2 separate regions of the Homo sapiens genome follow, and region 2 is linked to region 1. The links are chromatin loops, found by intact Hi-C in ENCODE. Cell type or tissue: mammary epithelial cell. All regions are shown on one strand. Links, peaks and the distances in the headings refer to the core of each region. The heading gives the core; the rest is flanking DNA.

Region 1 (9,993 bases), core at 1,237-9,236:
CGGTAAGTGCAAATCTCACTCAGGGAGAGGGAATTACAAAAGGGTGTAAATACCAGGACGTGGGGATCCCTGGGGGCCATCCTATAGGCCAGTGGTCCCCAACATTTTTGGTACCAGGGACCAGTTTCATGGAAGACAGTTTTTCTACAGACCAGGGGGCAGGGAGCTAGTTTCAGGATAATTCAAGTGCATTACATTTACTGTGTACTTTAGTTCTATTATTATATAATAAAATAATTATACAACTCACCATAATGTAGAATTAGTAGAAGCCCTAAGCTTGTTTTCCTGCAATTAGATGGTCCCATCTGGGGCTGATGGGAGACAGTGACAGATCATCAGGCATTAGATTCTCATAAGGAGTGGGCAACCCAGATCCCTCACATGCACAGTTCACAATAGGGTTCATGCTCCTATGGGACTCTGCTGCCGCTGGAACTCAGGCAGTAATGTGAGCAATGGGCAGCAGCTGTAAATACAGATGAAGCTTTGCTGGCTCACCCGCTGCTCACCTCCTGCTGTGTGGCCCGCTTCCTAACAGGCCATGGACTGGCACTGGTCTGTGGTCCGGAGGTTGGCGATCCCTGCTATAGGCTGCCTACCACAGTTAGATATTCATTAGTACATTTTTTAATTTGGAAACTTTTTTGACTTCTGTGGAGCAATCAGTGTTTAGAAATGCATATTAAGATTTCTTTCTAAGGCTGGGTGTGGTGACTAATGCCTATAATTCCAACACTTTGGGAGGCCAGGAGTTCCAGACCAGCATGGCCAACATGGTGAAACCCCATCTCTACTAGAAAATACAAAAATTAGCTCAGTGTGGTGGCACGCGCCTGTAGTCCCAGCTATTCAGGAGGCTGAGGCATGAGAATCGCTTGAACCCTGGAGGCAGAGGTTGCAGTAAGCTGAGATTGCGCCACTGCACTACAGCCTGGAATACAGAGCAAGACTCTGTCTCAAAAAAAAAAAGGGAGCAAATCCAAACGGATCCCTGACATTATTAAAAAGACTTATTTGGAGGAAAAAAAGAGGATTTTTTTCTAATCTGATTTTTTTCTTTTTAGCTTCAGCTCCATAAAAGAATAGTTTTAGCCACTATAGTTTAACATGGAACACTTCATTGAGAGGACTATAGCTAGGTTACTAAGTTTCTGAGTATCAAGAGCAGTTACCCACCATATTTCTGAACAAAGAACTCGGGAAGCTAAACCTTTTATAACTTGGAAAGGTCCAGTACTTTTCCTTTTGTTACTAATTTCAGCAGGTGCCGCATGAAATTCCCATGTGCAATCATAATTAATGCCAAAGAGAGAGGTATCTGAGGTCGGCCTGAATTCACGATTAAGAGACAAAAATATTATTTAATTCAGAAAGTTCCTCAACATAACAATAGCATGTCTTATTTTATCACTGTATTATTAATCTTCTCAGGCTGCCATAACAAAAAACACAGATTAGGAGGCTTGAGCAATAGACATGTATTTCCCACAGTTCTGGAGCCTGCAAGTCTGAGGTCGAGGTCCCAGCATGGTCTCTTTCTGGTGAGGCCTCTCCTCTGGGCTGCAGATGGCCCCCTTCTCCCTGTGTCCCTACGTGGTCTTTCCTCAGTGTGTGGAGAGAGGAGCAAGCTCTCTGGTGTCTCTTCTTATAAGAGCACTAATCCTATTATATTAGGGCCCCACCCTTCTGACCTCCTTTAGCCTAATTACTTCCTTAGAGGCCTCATCTCCAAATAAAGCCACACTGGGGATTAGGGCTTCTGCATTTGGACTTGGGGGATGCAAGCATTTAATCCATGATAATCACCTTTAATTTTTGTTAATCTTTGTGCTTTATTTTAAAGATAATAAAATAGTTTCTATTCATTAATATGAAGTGCTTTATTTTGTATATTAAGTACCCTATTTATGTAATACATGTCACGGGTGCACCTAGCCGGGGTCAGTGTCACAGGCAGTAAAGGAATTTACCAAGACAGTTGCAGGTAAAGAAAGCCAGATTTATTAGAGAAAGTATAAAAATATGTTGCAAGGGTGCAGCAGGCAGCACAGCAGAGAAGGGGCCGTCTGCCAAGCGGCAGAGGCTGGAAGGAAGTTTTATAGGGTTGCGCTGGAGGGGCCTATGTGCTGAAAAAGGTCACTGTGCCCGGGGTTGTTTGTGATTGGCCATTTCTCAGAATCACTGTTCATTGTTCTCTCCCATCTGGGGCCCCTTTCTCATTGTTGTTTACTTATCAGGACTCCACAAGACGTATCATTTTATCTTTACAAGAACTCTGTGGCATAGGTACTGTTATCATCCCCATTCTATAGAGGAGGAATCTGAGGCCAAGTAAACCTGTCTGAGGTCACACAGGTGAGGAACTGTTGATCCCTAGACTCAAACCCAGTTTCAGCTAACTCTAAAGCCTGTGCTGCTCATCATCTTTTTTTTTTTTTTTTTTTCTGAGACCGAGTCTTGCTCTGTTGCCCAGGCTGGAGTACAATGGCACGATCTCAGCTCACTGCAACCTCTGCTTCCCGGGTTCAAGTGATTGTCCTGCCTCGGCCTCCTGAATAGCTGGGATTACAGGTGCCTGCCACCACGCCCGGCTAATTTTTGTATTTTTAGTAGAGACAGGGTTTCACCATGTTGGCCAGGTTGGTCTCAAACTCCTGACCTTGTGATCCACCCGCCTCGGCCTCCCAAAGTGCTGGGATTACAGGTGTGAGCCACTCCACCTGGCTGCTGCTTATCATCTTAAAGCATGGCATTAATGCGAGTGAATTTTTCATATATCTTTCACATCTCATTTCAATCCTAGGATAGCTCTGTGAAGAGAGTGTTTTTACCTACGGGAAACAGAGATTCACATGAGTTACGACTCTTCATTCTTTCAGTCATGTATTTATATTATATTAGGGTTCTCTAGATGGACAGAACTAATAGGATAGATCGATATATATAAAGAGGAGTTAAAAGGGAGTTTGTTAAGGAGTATTGACGCACACAATCCCAAGGTGAGGTCCGACAATAGGCTGTCTACAAGCTGAGGAGCAAGGAAGCCAGTCTGAGTCCCAAAGCTGAAGAACCTGGAGTCTAATGTTTGAGAGCAGGAAGCATCCAGCGCAGGAGAAAGATGGAGGCTGAGAGGCTAAGCCAGTTTAGTCTTTTCACATTCTTCTGCCTGCTTTTATTCTGACAGCTGATTAGATGGTGCCCACGCAGATAGAGGGTGGGTCCGCCTTTCCCAGTCCACTGACTCAAATGTTAATCTCCTCTGGCAACACCCTCACAGACACATTCAGGAACAATACTTTGCATCTTTCAATCCAATCAAGTTGACACTTAATATTAACTATCACATATATGTAATGGATGTTTATGCATGCCGATGGCGTGCCAGGCAGGTGGCACCCTGCTGCTCAGGTGGAAGGCAGTGCCTGGACACTGGCACCAGGCAGACCCAGATTTGAATCCTGGCTCCATCAATCCATTCATTCATTCATTTATTCAACAAATACCTTTTGGGTGCCATCTCTGTTCTGAGCACTGTGCTGGTTGCAAAACCAGCTGTGGGGCCCCAGGCTGGCAGCCCACTTCCCCAGTGTAAGGAGGGCACAGCTCTAGACAGATCTTGGTGAATGACAAACACCACCTCTCCCTTCACGGAACTCACAGCCCACTTGCCTGTCATTCCCCACACCCTCATAAGGTAAATCAGAGTTTTCCATGTAGGAATCTGCTCAAAAAGAGCATTTCTTCAATGTGATTCTAGTTCTCTTCCACACAGCTTCTCTGGCTTACACCCGTACCCTGTTTTGTCCAGCATGTGGCTAGAGAGGAGGTACATTTCAGTCACTTAAACTTTGTGTCTTTAATTGGTCTTGGAAACATATACAGTACTGATCTGAGATGACCCCTGTGTCAGGGATGATTTAAATGACCCCAAGATGGCCGGGTGCTGTGGCTTATCCCTGTAATTTCAGCACTTTGGGAGGCTGAGGCGGGCAGATCACCTGAGGTCAGGAGTTGAAGACCAGCCTGGCCAACGTGGCAAAACCCCATCTCTATTAAAAAATACAAAAATTAGCCGGGCGTAGTGGTGGGCGCCTGTAATCCTAGCTACTCGGGAGGCTGAGGCAGGAGAATCGCTTGAACCCGGGAGGCGGAGGTTGCAATGAGCCAAGGTTGTGCCACTGTACTTCAGTCTGGGCAACAGAGCTGTGTCTCAAAAAGAAAAAAGAAGTGACCCCAAGACGGATTCTGTCCAGTTACTGCTTGAAGATTTGCCAAAAATAGCCTCACAAGGCCAGATCACTTGAGTAAAATGTTTCTCAAAACATCTGCCAACATTGAAGACTTTTCCAAATGTCATGATGGCAATTATTGATTGATAAGGTGACATGTCTCATCCACTTTGTCCATCCTGGCTTATGCCTGTCATCCAAGTGAAATCATTAGTAGCACCCTCTCCCACTCTGAAGCTTGAGTGATAAATTATAATTATAGGTCCTCTATTCACTTAGCACTTACAATCAATTATACTTACAATCAATTATAGGTCTCCTATTTACTTAGCACTTACCACTTGTGCCAGATATTTTAGGTACATCATCTCTTTGAATCCTTCTTACAGCCTTCTAAGATATATACTATTATTTCCCCATTTCATAGATGAAGGAGACTTCTTCACCCTTTATAAAAATAATAAGCACTGTGGAATCCCGGGGTAACTGGATATCCGACTCTGGGGTTCTCGAAGTCCTGGGACCAGAAGGTTCTTCCAAGGCTGTGCCTTTCATCTCTTCAGTGAGAAATTCGTGCTGAGAAGGGTGACGAAATTTCCTCAAGGGTGCTCAATAGATACTAGCAAAACTCAAAAGCAGGTCTTTTTTTCTTGCAGCCTGCTGGTTTTACTCTGCCCACTTAATTCTCCAACGAATAATGTTCTCCCCTTTCCCAGCGCCATCCAAAAGAACCCGGAGCATACAAACCGGGGGACTTCGGGAGTCCAAGCCAGCTGGAACCCGGTAATATTGCCAGGGAAGGCTGTCCCCAGGCCGCAGGTAGGGAGAAGCAGTCTCCAGCTTGTGGAGGGGCCGGAGAGCTTTGCACCGAGGGCCTGTCCAATGCTGTTCAAAGACCAGCGGTCGCCGCCGGGGGGCAGTAACTTCATGTGTGTGCTGCAGTGGAGCTTGCTGGTTGACTTACACTTTATTTCAGGCATCAAAGGCAAAGTGCACTTTCAGAAGGGAGAAGTCATGCCTTGTGCTGCAGAGAAGCTATTATTATAAAGATAAGTGTGTAATTGAACCTTTCAAGTGGAGAGACACCCCTCTCCCTCCAGCAGAAACTGTGCAGGTGAGAAAGCCGCTTCCTGAGTGGACCTATTCCCTGCTGCTGGGAGATGCTGCCCGCTTTGTTTAGAATACAAATAGGGGAACGTGCTCACCTGAAGGGGAGACTTTTGAAAGGAATGACCCTCCTCCTGAAGATGACTGAAATTATCAGCATTATTATGAAAAGAATATGAAATATGAAAATATCAGCATAAAGAAATACAGAGAGAGAACTCAGATGAAAACATTTTATTTCAGAGATAATGGGAATTTTCTGAGCTGGCTTCAGGTATTAGGTTACTCAGTAGATTAAGAAGGAAAAGCTTTTGCTGGTAGGCAGGTCACCCGGATGATTCCAGAATTACCACCACTCTAGTCAAGTAGTGACAGTGTTCTGGGCTGGAGTCACGATTCTGGGGAATTTGTACAGCTTCCCTCACATGCATCCCAACCTGTAGATCTCAGGTGGTCTGGTCCGCAATCAGTAAAACTGCTGTGCAGCCCCTCAAAACAGACCACCCTTCAGAAAAATTCACTGTGTTACAGTTCATGAACTGCCTGGAAACACCTGCAGGTGTTTGGAAAGTGATTCAGGGTTCATTTGTATTGGTATCTCTTTCTAGAATAGCTAAATTCAAGATGTATCTTTCAAACTAGACACAGGGTGAAATGGGGTGCGGGTATAGAGCTTGTTGGTTGTGGGGGTGACTTCCTGCATTTAGTGAAAGGGGTGGTTATGCAGAGGCAGCACAGAGCATTCTGTGTTGCATTTGTGGCTTGGAATGAAGTGGACCCAGCTGGCTGCCTTCGGGGCTGTGCCTGAGATTCTGAGCATCTTCAGCTTTGTGTCTGTAAAGAGGTCTAGATGGTGGCTTACTAGGATGCTGTGAGAATTGCATGTAGCATGGTAACGTTTGTGATCGTATCAAGGACAGGAGATACTCAGAAAATATTTATTTAGTCTTTATGAAGGATCTTGTTTTAATGTCAATGAATATGTTGTTACCAGTTTTATATTAGGTCAATGTTTAATTTTTTGCTTATTTTTCTGTGCATCTATTTTCTTTAGGTGCAGGTTTTGTTGCTGCTTATTAATCTTAGTAATTTTCATGGCTCAGCTGAGAGTGCAGTGAGTGTGAAGGTGTCTATACCTACACATGTGATCACTGTTATCTCTGAATCCTGAATGTGGACAGCATTCACCTTCTTTTTTTTTTTTTTTTTTTTGAGACAGAGTCTCACTCTGTTGCCCAGGCTGGAGTGCAGTGGCACGATCTCGGCTCACTGCAAGCTCCGCCTCCCAGGTTCACGCCATTCTCCTGCCTCAGCCTCCCAAGTAGCTGGGACTACAGGCGCCCACCACCACGCCTGGCTAATTTTTTGTATTTTTAGTAGAGATGGGGTTTCACCGTGTTAGCCAAGATGATCTCGATCTCCTGACCTCGTGATCCGCCCACCTTGGCCTCCCAAAGTGCTGGGATTACAGGTGTGAGCCACCGTGCCCAGCCTAGCATTCACCTTCTTTATAGATGGACACCCACCTTAGTTTAGAGTTGTTCTTGTTAAACTACATCAATGTACAGCAGTAAGGAGGGTTGGTCTGGATTCAAATCCCAGTTCTGCCAGTAACCAGCTGTGTGACCTTGGGCAAGTAACTTAACTTCTCTGCACTTAGGTCTCCTGGTTTATCAAGTGGGATTATAAAAGCTCCTACCTCCTGGGGTTGTGTTGTGAGGATGAAAAGACATAATACAAATAGAGGGCTTACAATAATATCAGGCTCATAGTAAGTATTTAGTATGAGTTAGCAATTTTATTAAAATGCAGAAATTACAGTGTCTACATTGCTTGCAGCTGCTTAACCTGTTCCTGGGACAGTGCCTGCCACATAGTAGGCACTTAATAAATATTTGTGTATCAGTGGAAGTAAAACATCATCATGAACAAGAAAATATTGTTAAGTCCATTAAATAATAAGCTTTATTTTCCCATGAGTAACTTAGGCACTTTCAGAAGCTGTGTGCATTTTTTCAGGCCAGGGGGTCCTGCAGCTTAAAAATTTTGCAGTGGTGTGTGCCTGCATGCATGTGTGTTTGTGAACACACGTGCATGTGTGTATGAAATGAACAGATTTAGATACTGAATATTCAGAATACCGCAGCACCATATATGCTATGCCAGCAGACTGGCATGGCTTATTAACACTTATAAATGCTTAGAAAAACCTGTATTAATTTCACTATAGTATGTTGAGACTTTGCTAAAAGGATGTTTTAATGTGAAATGAGCTTTGCTACAAAGTTGCAAACAACTTAAGACTCTAAACACTTTTTTGAAAATAAATCTCAACATAATGAATATGAAAGCCTCATGAACTATAAAGCATAAAAATCATTATTATTGAAGAAAGAAATCCTAGGCTTCTTAGCACAACTTAAAATAAAAATATTGCAATTGAGAAATAAATGCTAATGCTTGGTGGTGAGGTTTTTCTCCTGTCTCCTCGCCTCCTTTCCTTTCCCTCCCTCTCTCCTGATCTTCCCCTTCCCCTCCTTTCTCCCTTCTCTCTCTGGTTCCTAGAATGCCTTTTAGAGGAAAAACAGACCTTTTCAGAAATACATTGTCATCTGCTAAATCTCCACCTACTGCACCAGCCAGCCTCAGCACCCTGCTAGGAGGTGGCTGGTCATTCTTTGCCGTATCTTACCTTAAGAGAGCAAAATCAACTTGTGATGGTTCCTATCTCTGAATGCTGCCCTGGTTTCCATTAGAATATGCTGGGGAAGATGACCTTTCTTAATGAAAGTAGGCAGCACCCTGCTGTGCTTTTAATTAAATGAACTAACCTTTAAAAACGCGATTCTTAGCCCTGCAGCAGCATGCCACCCAGCAGTCTGTCCCCAGTGATGGTTCTGTGAGCCACCTGTGTCATAGGGAGGTACCAGGGGACTGAAGATTGGAGTGAGGGGCTTTAGCATAGCGTGATCTGGACTCTTGGTTGTTGGGGCCAGTTCTCGTGCTTTAGGTTCAGGGTAACTTATCCCTTATCTACCCTTCTAGCCAGAGAACACAACACAGCCATTACAAGCTGACTTAAGCAAAAAGTTACCCACCAGTTGCAATAGGTCTACACCTATTGGTCATGCTGCCCATGAGGCTATTTAATGGCACTGGGGAGAAATGCATGAAGAGCATGACTCATAGTAAGTACCGTTTGCTGATAGTAGGCACCAACTATAGATTGTCACATTCGTTAGATGATTTTTTTATGACCAACTATCACTTTGTTAATTACGCCTCAAATCACAGAGGCGTAATTAACTATCAAAGTAATAGTTGGTATCCCATCTTCTCTCAACCCTTCTTTAGGGATAGCCTCTGTTGAGTGTATGTATACCCTTTCACACACATGTATAAACATATGTGGTGTGTTTGGAAAGATAAATACACTTAAATAGGTACCATCTGCATGTTTACATTACGTAGTATTAGATTGCATACTATATTTTGCTACTTGGCTTTTTAACATGTTGTGGATATCTTGTCAGTAGACTCAATGTATTTCTTTTTTCTGAAACAGTCTCACTCTGTCGCCCAGGCTGGAGTGCAGTGGCGTGATCTCGGCTCACTGCAACCTCCACCTCCCGGGTTCAAATGATTCTCCTGCCTCAGCCTCCTGAGCAACTGGGATTACAGCCACCTGCCACCACACCCAGCTAATTTAATGCACTTCTTTTGATGACTCCCTGATGATTCATGATTAGAACATAACACAACTCAACCAGCTATTCCTATTGATTGTCATTTAGGTTGTTGCCAGGTTTTTTTCCCTATTATAAATAATGTTGCAAATAGCATTCTTTGTTTCCTTATGTAAATGTATTTGTAAGATACATTGCTAGAAGTGGAATTTCTGAGCCAGGAGGTATGGTTACTTTACGTTTTAATAGATACTGTCAGTTTGCTCTGCAAACTGTTTATACTGATGTATTACCCCCAGCATCGCATGAGTTCCTCTCTGCCCACATTCTCACCAGTACTGGGGATTAGAAATCATTTTGAATCATTGCCAGGATCTCTGATAGACGTAAAATAGTATCATCTTGTTTGAATTTGCTTTTCCTTAATTAGGAACAAAGCTGACCCTTCCATATGCTTATTAGTCAGTTGTTGCTTTTTTTCCTCTATAAACTGATTGTGTATATCTTGCGCTACTTTTCTGGTGAGTTTATCGTCTGTACTTAGGAATATGTAAGTTATTTGCTTATTAAGGAAATTAGTACCTTACTGCACATATTACAGATATTTTCTCCAGTTTGCCATTTGATTTTATGGTGTTTTTACTCCATAGAATTTTGTATTATTTTTATTTGTAGTTCAGATGCAGAAATTTTGCCTTCCTTTCTCCTGAGGTTGTTTCATACCTAGGCCAAGATGTATAGGAGTAGGTTTTCTTCTAGAACTTGTACATTTTTGTTGTTGATGTTTGCTTTTAATTCACTGGACATTCTGGTATGAGGAGTGAGTTAGATTTCTGGTTTTCTCGTTTGCATGTTACCTGTGGGATGTTCCAATGTTGTTTGCTAAGCAGTGCTCTTTCTTTGAAGATTTGAAATACCACCTAAATGATCAAATATGCTCTTCTATCAGGATTCTTCTCTTGATCTTT
Region 2 (9,993 bases), core at 812-8,811, 59 kb after region 1:
AAACAAGCGCACAAAATAAGTGCAAAGAGGAAAAGTAGGCATTTTTCTCTAATTGCTATATATTCTGGCATAGTCCTTTGCTTTGTTTACAATAGAACTTAGAAGAAATACAGTTTTATTTAGATGGCACTAAGAGAATTTAAGATTCCTTTGCCGGCATATTTTGAACTAAACTTTAGTAGATTTACTGACAGATGTAGAAGTTAATAGCAGCTTTTTAAATTATCATGAATAATGTTTTCAATTAAAATAATATTTCTTATGTTAAGCAGGATATCAATGTTATCACAATACAGTTAAAGACAAAGGTTTTACAAGTGCTAAAATGGGATGTAAGGTATACCTCAGTGAAACTGTTTTTAAAAGTTTTATATTTCAAAAGTTTCGACATTGCAGAGAATTTAAATTCTCAGCAGTACTGCCTTAACTTTTTTTTATTATTATTTTTACTCTTTTGAAAACTCTACTTTCCAGCTTTCTCAGTTTGAGAGGACACTGAAGAGCTTTTGCAGAAATCAGACATGTCATTTTATTAGGAAAACTGATTTGATTATTGATATGCCAATTATAAAATTCTTAGTCATCCAGCACATATCTAGCCATGCAAAAAAAATTTCATATGTAACTTTGAAAGCAAAAGTAATGAAAATCAATGTGAAATTACATTGATTGGCTAAATTCAGTTCTTCTCAAAGAGTAGTAAAATGCAGTTGTTAAGAACATAGGATCTATAGGCTTTGGTTCAGAATCCTGGTTCCAAAGCTGAGTGGTGGTAGGTGTCTTCATCTGCTCGGGCTGCTATAACAAAATGCCCTATTCTAGGTGCCTTAAACAATAGAAATTTATTTCTCACAGTTCTGGATGTTGAGAAGTCTGAGGTTAGGCTGCCAGCATGGTTGATTCCTGGTGAGGGCTCTCCTCCTGGCTTGTAGACTGTCACCTTCTTGCAAAAAGGACTCTACTCACCTGACTTCACCTAACCCTAATTACCTCCTAAAGGCCTCACCTCCAAATACCATGTCTTAGTCCATTTTCTGTTGCTATAACATAACACCACAGACTGGGTAACTTATAAATAAAAGAGATTTATTTGGTTTGCGGTTCTGGAAGCTGAAAAGTCTAAGAGCATGGTGCCAGCATCTGGTGAGGGTCATCGCATGGCAGAAGGCAGAAGCTGAAGCAAGCACAGGAGACAGGGAGAGGACATGGAGCCAAACTCATCCTTTTTATCAGGAGCCCACTCCCAGGATAACTAACCCACTCCTGCAACAATGGCATGAATCCCTTTGTAAGGGCTCTGCCCTCGTGGCCTCCTCACCTTGTCAAGGCCCTACCTCTCAACACTGTTAAAATGGCAATTAAGTTTCTAACACATAAACTTTTGGGGGACACATTCAAACCATAGCACCATTGCACTGGGTGTTAGGACTTCAACATGTGAATTTTAGGGGAACAGAATTCAATCCATTAGCATTGGACAAAGTACTTAATTGAGGTCATTTGCCTGGCCTCTTCATGACAGCCTTTTTCTCTTGGGACGATGTTTTTCAAAATTGTGTGTTTCCTGGGGTGCATTCCCATACATGGCAGTGAGCAGGTGAGGGAGGGGGAGAAAGGTGAGGGGAAGCTGTGATGTGGAAAGAGTAGTAGACCTAGGTAAAAACCTGGCTGCTGTGATGGGCCTGGACTCCTGGATATGCCCTATTCTCTTGGCATGTGGGACAGTCCCCGCTCCTGGGCTCAGGCTCCTGTAGCACCTGGGTGACGTGGAACCCGAACCCTTCGCTGAATCCTCAGCTACTCAATTTTGGCAGGGGTAGTGGCTGCAGCTGAGTAGGAGTTTGTTTGCGACCCTTTGTGTTCCAAAGAAAACGCCAGCCACAGAATTTACTGTCTTACTCACTGGAGACCTTGCAAAAGTGTGGGCCCCAAACTAGGGTTTGGGGAGAGATTTATTCACGTAGGTATTATCTGGTCTCTGTTACCCAGAAAGTCATTTTTAATAAGTCATGCACTCATGACTAATCATTTTCTCCACTTAAAAAAACTTTTTTCCAGGTAGGACATAATAATGGGTCAAGCTACTTATACTTTTCCTGTTTCCCCCTTTTAATGGGAAAAACACGCTCTTTTTCCATATCTAAAATGGAATTGAATGCTTCTTGTAAAATGTACATCTCAGGGAAAAACCCATTGCTATTCTAAACCTGCTTCCTCCTATTCTTCAGTTCCTGGTACGGTGGATGTTGTTTGCGTCTTCTGACTTCTACCCTCTGAGTTGGAGACTCATAATTATTGTTAGTATGTGAGCATGCAGTGTCTGTCTTTAAACTGCTAAGACGGTGTTGCTTTTAAGCGACAGCGATTGTTTTCTTGTTCATGTTTGTGCTGTCTTCTTTGCGTCAGCTCCTAAAATAGAGGGGAGTTGTGTACCTGTTAACAACGTGTTAACAGCATTGTTGGGGTTTTTCAGACAATTTAATTGTACAAGTAAATTATTTTAAGTTAGAGCCTATTCGTTTGAAACAAAGAAAATAGTTTTTACATTTCTAAAAAAAAAAAAAAACTAATAAGTAACTGCCAACAAATGCTAGACTATATACCTGTAAAGTCAGCATTTTAATGTCATTTTCTTCTAGAGCCAGAGTTTAGTAAGTTCTTGGCCTGCTGGGAAGAAATGTAAGGAAGAGAGTGTTGTTAGGTGGGGATTTTTTAACACAAAAATATAAACTTGCCTGACGTGATTTCTCGCCATTTTCTAAGTCACTGAAATGTTTGTTATCTATTTTATTTCAGTAAATCACTTTCTTTTAGCATCCTTCAGATGGTCAAACAGCATGTTGTATCTCTGAGAAATCTCATCTTATTAAAGATTGACTGATGTCCTTCAACATTTCTATGAGCGTTTTTCAACCCACAGAGATCCAGTTAAGATACAGACAAATATCAGGATCTTCTTAGGACCTGTTTGAAATGACATGTTTCAAAGCAGCTCTGTATTAAAAGAGGTCATTCTTTTCTGTTGAACAAGAAATTAAGTGAATGCATTTGGTGTGCTGGGGCTATTCTTCGAATGTTAGAGCAACCTGTTTCATTTTAGGGCCTGGGGTCATTATTCTCCATGGGTGGCACCGCTATCCTCCCAGTGGCATTTGAAAATCCTTGCGAGACTTTGTGGTTGCAGCAAGGACTGGGGGAAAGCTGCTGGCATTTGTAGGGAGAGGGGACTGACCAGCAGGGAGGCTAAACAGTCTAGAGTGCAAGGGGCAGGGCCATGCAAGGAGAAGCTGTTTCCTCCACAATGTCGTTAGTGTAACTGCTGAGAAACAGCGGGAGAAGTCACAGGCTCAGGGAACACAAAGGATCTTTGTGCCTGGCCTGGCCAGCCCCCCACTTCTTCAAGGAAGCATACTGGGGGTCACATCTATTTTCTCAGTGTTTCCCTTTCACCCATGCCCCACATTGCAGCATTTTTCATCAGAAACCACAGGAGCCCAAAATACACTTCCTCATTTCTGAGATGCCTTTCTTAGTCAGGGCTGAAATTAGTTTTCAGTGGACACCCACACTCAGGCACTGTACTAGCAAAGCCTTTTGTTAGAAACTGTCACACTGGTGTTCAGATTGTCCTCTGCCCGAGTTTTGGAAGGGTGGGTGACAAGGGCCAGCAAATAGTCAACACTGCCCGTTGTGCAATGCTGTGATCTCCCTCTGAGAGCAAGAAGCAAACTTGAGGTGACACTGAAACAAGGGGCGGGGGCACTGAGCCTGCTTTCGTAGCTTTGCTTTGCTTTTGCCTCTTGGTTTACTTTCTATGGGGAACATATCCCACTAAGAAGGCTGGTCCAGCCCGCACCATGATGGCAGGCATGGGACTCGGGAGACGTGGTCCCAGAGGCTCTCGCTCCACTGATGGTGAGGAGTAAATGACACAGTAGGCTTTGCAGAAGTGAAGTCAGAAATCAGAGGGCTCCATCTTTCAACCACTCCCTGGCCTTCAAGGATAGATCTTGGAGTTCACGTCATACAGTCTTTAAAAGGCTCTCCTGCCCACAAGGTGCCCTCACTACCCCTCTTCCACGTGCGTCCCTCGCACTGCTGTTTGCTGAGACTTACAGCCCCGTCCCATGTGTGACTTTTACTCCAACCCGAGGCGGGTGCTTCCTGACAGCAGGGCTGGGTCTCCTTTACTTTCTATCTTGGGGACCAGCAGTCTCCTCTGACAAGGAAGAGATTCAGCAAAGGCTCGTTGAGACCAGCCTGGGTGACACAGTGAGACCCTGTCTCAAACAAACAAACAAAAACCAGCAGAGTTTCTGATTCAGTAAATATATATTAGTTTTCTATTGCTGTGTGACAAATTACTACAAATCTAGTGGCTTACAATGCCCATTTCTTAGTTGACAGGTCTGTAGGTCAGAAATCACCATGTGCACAACAGGGTTCTCTGCTCAAGGTTAACAAGGCTGGAACCGGTTCTCTCCTGGGCTGCGTTCCTGTCTGGAGACTCTTGCGGAGAATCTGCTTCTAAGCACATTCAGATCCCCGTGGCCACTCTAGCTCCTTGAGGCCACTCTCAGTCCTTGCCACATGGCCCCCTCCATCTTCAGAATCAGCAACAGAGAATGTCTCTCCCATCCTTTCTCCGACTTCAGAAAGAACCCGGTCCCTTTTAAGTGTTCACCCCACATAATCTCCCAGGGTAATATAACCTAACTGTGGAAACAGAATCCATCACAGAGTCCCGGGATCATGCAAAGCTTGTCCACCAGGGGGCCATTTGAGAATTCAGCCTACCACAATAGGTAGGGCAAGAATTCTGGCAAGTTGCCAAGTAAGGCAGCTACTGCTGCTGTGGCAGCCACAGTCTGAAAAGCACCTACCTATGCACATTCTACAACAACCTTTGACTTAGATTGTTCCCAAATTGCAAATGAGGAAACTGAAGTTCATAGGATTCAGTCTAGAGATAATATTCATAGCACATAGTAACTGGTACCTCGTGGGCACTGACCACTCCGAATGGCTAGCAGGCAACTGACTCTGGCTGTCAGTGCCACTGTGGTCATCTTGGCCAGCACCACCAGTTGACTGAGGACCCCCAGCAAGTAAGGACTGCAGCCAGGGTTCCTGCCCAGGCCCATCTGACACCCAAGCCTGAGCTTTGGCCACTTCACATGCTAGGATTAAAAAGAAAATGTCATCCCTCGAAGCCTAAGTCAGGAGAAGAAGAAATAAAAGGACAGCAGTTTATTGATTCCAAAGCCCAACTTCCTTTGAACATTCTAGCTGCTGGATGTTCTATAAAGCTACCTTTCTCCAGTCTTAAATTTGTATTTGCTTCCTGTTGCTGATGTAACAGATTACCAAACAATTTTAGTGGCTGAAAACAGCACAGATTTATGACTGTACAGTTCTGGAGATCAAACTCCAAAATCAGTCTCAATGGGCTAAAATCAGGTGTCAGCCTGGCTGCGTTACTTCTAGGGCAAAATCCGTTTCGTTGCCTTTTCCCAGGTTCCAAAGACTCCCACTTTCCTTGGCTCATGGCCCCATATCACTCGAATCTCTGCTTCCATCATCCTGTCTCCATCTCCGACTCCAGCCCTGCCATATCCTGCTTATAAAGACACCTTGATTACACTGGGCCCACCCTGGTAATCCATCATCTCCTAGTCTCAAGATCCTTAGCTTAGTCACACCTGCAGAGTCCCTTCTTCCATGTATGGCAACATATTTACAAGCTCCAGGGACTAGGGAGGGGCTGTCATTCAGCCCAGCTCATAGTCTGAGGCCCACACCTATGTGGATCATAACAGTGAACGCTTTCATGGAAACTTCCTATGCACCAAGCCTCAATGTAGGCATTAGGTCAATTTGTGCCACCACCACCACATGAGGTAGGTCCTGTGATTATCCTCTTTACAGATGAAGAATCTGAAGCACATGGGACTTGAGAACCTTGCCCAAGGTCACACAGCTAAGAAATGGAACACCAGGTTCAGACCCAGGTGGCCTGGCTCCAGAGTCCATACTTCTACAACTCTGTTGTACACCTCTCACAGATGTGCAAGTAAAAGGCAGACCCTACATATGTAGATGGCAAGAAGCCCCACACCCACCCATCTCTCCTTCCTCTTACACCCACTGTTCCACTAAGGACCCTGCTTACTCAGGTGACCTCGCCTTCTGAGTCTAATGAGTTACAATCCTTGCCACTTCTGCCCATCGCAGAAATGTTGTTCCAGTTACTATTGCTGCACAACAAGCCACCCAAAACGTAATGGCTGTAAATAACAATAGTCATCTGTTTTGCTTGTGAATCTGCAGTTTGCACAGAGATGATTCTTCTCTCCTCCATGCATCATCCTCTGGGTTTCCCTTGGCTGGCGACTGGAGGGTCCACTCCCAAGTTGTCACACTTATATAGCTGGCAAAAATACCAGCTGCCAGTGAGGAGCTCAGCCAGAGCTCTGGGCCAGCAGCCTCAGTTCGTCTCTGTATGGGCTCTTCATGGGCTGCTTGGGCTTCCTGAAAGCATGGTGGGCAACTGGGTTCCAAGAGGAAGTGCCCCGAGAGAACAAGGCAGAAGGGCATGGCTTTTTATGACCTAAACTTGGTGTCTTTTCCACCATATAGTGTCACTTGAGGCACTCACAAAGGTCCTCCACATTCAAGGGCAGGGGACATACATTCCTTCTCCCAACAGGAATGGCAAGGCTGTAGGAGAGCATGTGGAGTAGGAGACAGTGTTGCAGCCATCTTCAGAGAATTTGTTCTTCCAGAATTGTCTTTATCATAGCTACCTATGACATCCCACCACACCACACATGGCATCCTCCCCACCTCACCTCTGTTTATAGGCACTTTCCAAGCCCAAATTTGGGTGTATGCAGAAACACAAGATTTTGTCCAATGTATTTATTTTTATGTCCTTACCAAAATTTTAAAAATGTGTTGCATGAATAGCATTAAAAAAATTTTTTTTATTTATTTTATTTTTTTTGAGATGGAGTCTCACTCTGTCACCCAGGCTGGAGTGCAGTGGCGCAATCTGAGCTCACTGCAAGCTCCACTTCCTGGGTTCACACCATTCTCCTGCCTCAGCCTCCCGAGTAGCTGGGATTACAGGCACCCGCCACCACGCCTGGCTAGTTTTTTGTGTTTTTAGTAGAGACAGTGTTTCACCGTGTTAGCCAGGATGGTCTCTATCTCCTGACCTTGTGATCCACCCACCTCGGCCTCCCAAAGTGCTGGCATTACAGGCGTGAGCCATCGCTCCCGCCCCGTGAATAGCATTTATTTTTAAAATGAAATATGCAAAGGTAGGATTTCCTAAGAAATCCAGGACATCCGTTAATAGATATTAGCACTAACCCAATGCCATGCAAAAAAATACAAGCCATCAAATTTGTTCAAAATGAGTAAAGTATATATGTCCTTTAATAAAAGCACCTGCTTATTTGATGCCACATGACAGTGGATGATAGTGGAACGTTAACTAACTAGTATAAGCGCCTACACTGAGCAGATTCTTGTGTAGGTTGATTGGGGAAAGCTTTCCTTATACCTTTTCTTTTTAGGTAGTAATGAGGAAATGCAGAGGTATATCTTTTTCCCACTTATTTAAAGCCTAACCCTATTCTCAAGTCCTTCATCTGTAGGACTTTTTGTAACTGGACCAATTGGAGGTTGAGATGGGATTCTTATATACCTAGCTAGACTTTTCTGATTGCTACGCTCCACTTCTAGTATCCTGAGCTCTGAGTGTCTGTGACACACAAGAGAGATCATTTATATTATCACTGGAGCTGCAGTCTCATCACTCAAGCTTCCATCTTAAGCCCCTGTAGGGACAGAAACTGAGGCTTTTGGAGGCCCTAGTAGACTACTGAGCACCTGGTCATGGCTTAGTATTTCTTGATTGATTTCACTGTGAGCTTTTTTTTCTTTTTGAGACAGAGTCTCGCTCTGTATTCCAGGCTGGAATACAGTGGTGCGATCTCGGCTCACTGCAACCTCCACCTCCCAGGTTCAAGCGGTTCTTCTACCTCAGCCTCCCAAGTAGCTGGGATTACAGGCACCCGCCACCCCGCCCAGCTAATTTTTGTATTTTTAGTAGAGACAGGGTTTCACCATGTTGGTCAGGCTTGTCTCGAACTCCTGACCTCATGATCTGCCCACCTCGGCCTCCCAAAGTGCTGGGATTACAGGAGTGAGCCACCACGCCTGGCCCACTGTGAGCTTTTTGAAGGAATAACCATACCTTCCTCATCTTTATATCTCTAAGGAAGAGTCAGTTACTTGGCTGCATGCATTTGTTCAACAAATGTTTATGAAGGGTTTTAAGGGTTCCAGGGTCTCTGGCTTGGTCTACCCTTAGTTCGGTGAAGGAAATCAATTAAAGTGTGGTAAATACTAAGAACTAGGGGTAATTTTACCCAGCCAAGGAGTTCGAGAAGTCACGTGGGAGATCTTTAACAAATGGTGGTTGAATGAATGGAGACATGAGTGATTTCTTGGAAGTCTGCCCTTAATCCCAGTCAGTCCATGCAAGAATCTGCTCAGTGTAGGTGCTTGAACAATACGTAGGCAGCACCCAGCCCCGGAAGAGCCCACCTGTGCAGAGAATTTTCCCCTGTAACTGACTTACTGCCTGGAATTTTCCCCTTAGCAATGCATTCCTTTGAGATGCAGACTGATCTCCAGAATTTGCTGATTAAATACAAATTCTCTGGGAAGGCCTTATATATTAAACAACTGTCATCATTAATGCTGTAATGGGGAGAAGTTTATTATGTAACCTTCCAGTCTTGTTAGAAAGGAGATTCAGAGGAAGGGGTCATCCAGGGAGAAAGAAAAGGGGCTTGGATGTGATTCTGGGACTGCAAGAAGAATGGGGAAAATAATGCAGGTGAGCAAGGAATAGATGTAGGGACATGGCAGTGACAAGAAACAATTCAGATGAGTGTCCCCTGGCACTCAGACAGCCCTGACTCCAGTGAGAATGGCTCAGCCAACACTACTGATTAAATGAGAATTTCACCAGATAAAGATGGCAGGCAGGAGAGGTAATCAAAGAAAGACAAAATCAGTATTTTCTGGTGAAATCCCTGTTTCTAGGTATGAAATAGGATTCTTTCAATAACTAGCACTCCAAAATGTTAATGGGTTAAAATGAGCAGGTTTAGAGATTGTGCATAACAGATACAGAGCAAATATTAAAAGCCGTGATACCAAACCACTACACAAAAACAGGCAAAGTCGATTTTCTCTCCAACTAACCTTTACCCTTACATATTGTGTCTGTTAACCACGGTTACCTTGACCATTGATATATAGCATCTAGTGAGGGAAGGGGAAAGGAGAAGCTTTTTTGTTATTATAAAAGTAATAAGTGTTCATTGTGGAAATTCATGCTAGAATCTAAATAATCCAAATCCAAATAATCAAGAAGAAAAACACAGGAGTCTTCTAATACTATCACACATATTCTTTCTTTTCACCAAAATGAGAACAATAAACATTGCTTTGTAACCTGGTTTTTTCTCCTAACAGCAAGTCTTGAACATCTTTTCATGTCATTAGTTTTCACCACCTTACTATGAGTGGCTCTATAGTCTACTGAATGAATTTAGCATGTATATTATCTGATCACGGATCTTGATGTATTTTATTTACATAAAACTATATTTTTGCATATTTTATTTGCCTTGCAGGAACATATTTGCATCTAATGTTTGCCCACAGCCATGAGGATTTCTTTAGAATAAATTCCTAGGAGTGAAATTGTTGAGTCAGTATTCGGGATTTGAGTTGATGCGGTTTATACTGAAAGTTTAAACTGTTTGAATTTACCGCTAATCTTACCGATATTCTTCTTGAAGCTCCTTACATGGATGATGAGCTAATGATTTGGAGTGGAATAAGCAGCATTTTTGTAGTGTTCAGTTTAAAGGCTGTCACATTTCTGAGACTTCAGATGATTAACTT

Evidence for each region. A loop is a pair of places that touch in the nucleus more often than their neighbours do. Peaks named below come from ENCODE experiments on the same cell type or tissue, not always from the same donor. Only the 100,000 strongest peaks of a DNase experiment are listed, where the experiment ranks them.
Region 2: a loop joins it to region 1, with 8 times the contacts of the local background. A loop is called at or near these places in 7 of 110 quality-filtered maps.

The regions. Positions count from the first base shown.
Region 1 is chr21:34,598,376-34,608,368 of GRCh38, reverse strand. All of the region lies in intron 1 of RCAN1 (regulator of calcineurin 1), which reads left to right. Among named protein-coding and RNA genes, the nearest start is that of RCAN1, 12 kb to the left of the region's middle. In mammary epithelial cell, for the core only: a CTCF peak has its summit at 5,143 (motif pointing right); DNase peaks (open chromatin) are centred at 5,158 and 9,088; H3K27ac peaks cover 46 bases.
Region 2 is chr21:34,538,947-34,548,939 of GRCh38, reverse strand. The region is part of intron 1 of RCAN1 (regulator of calcineurin 1); the gene reads left to right. Among named protein-coding and RNA genes, the nearest start is that of KCNE1, 32 kb to the right of the region's middle. RefSeq lists a silencer at 4,754-4,903 and an enhancer at 1,576-5,274. In mammary epithelial cell, for the core only: a CTCF peak has its summit at 4,770 (motif pointing right); a DNase peak (open chromatin) is centred at 4,799; H3K27ac peaks cover 941 bases.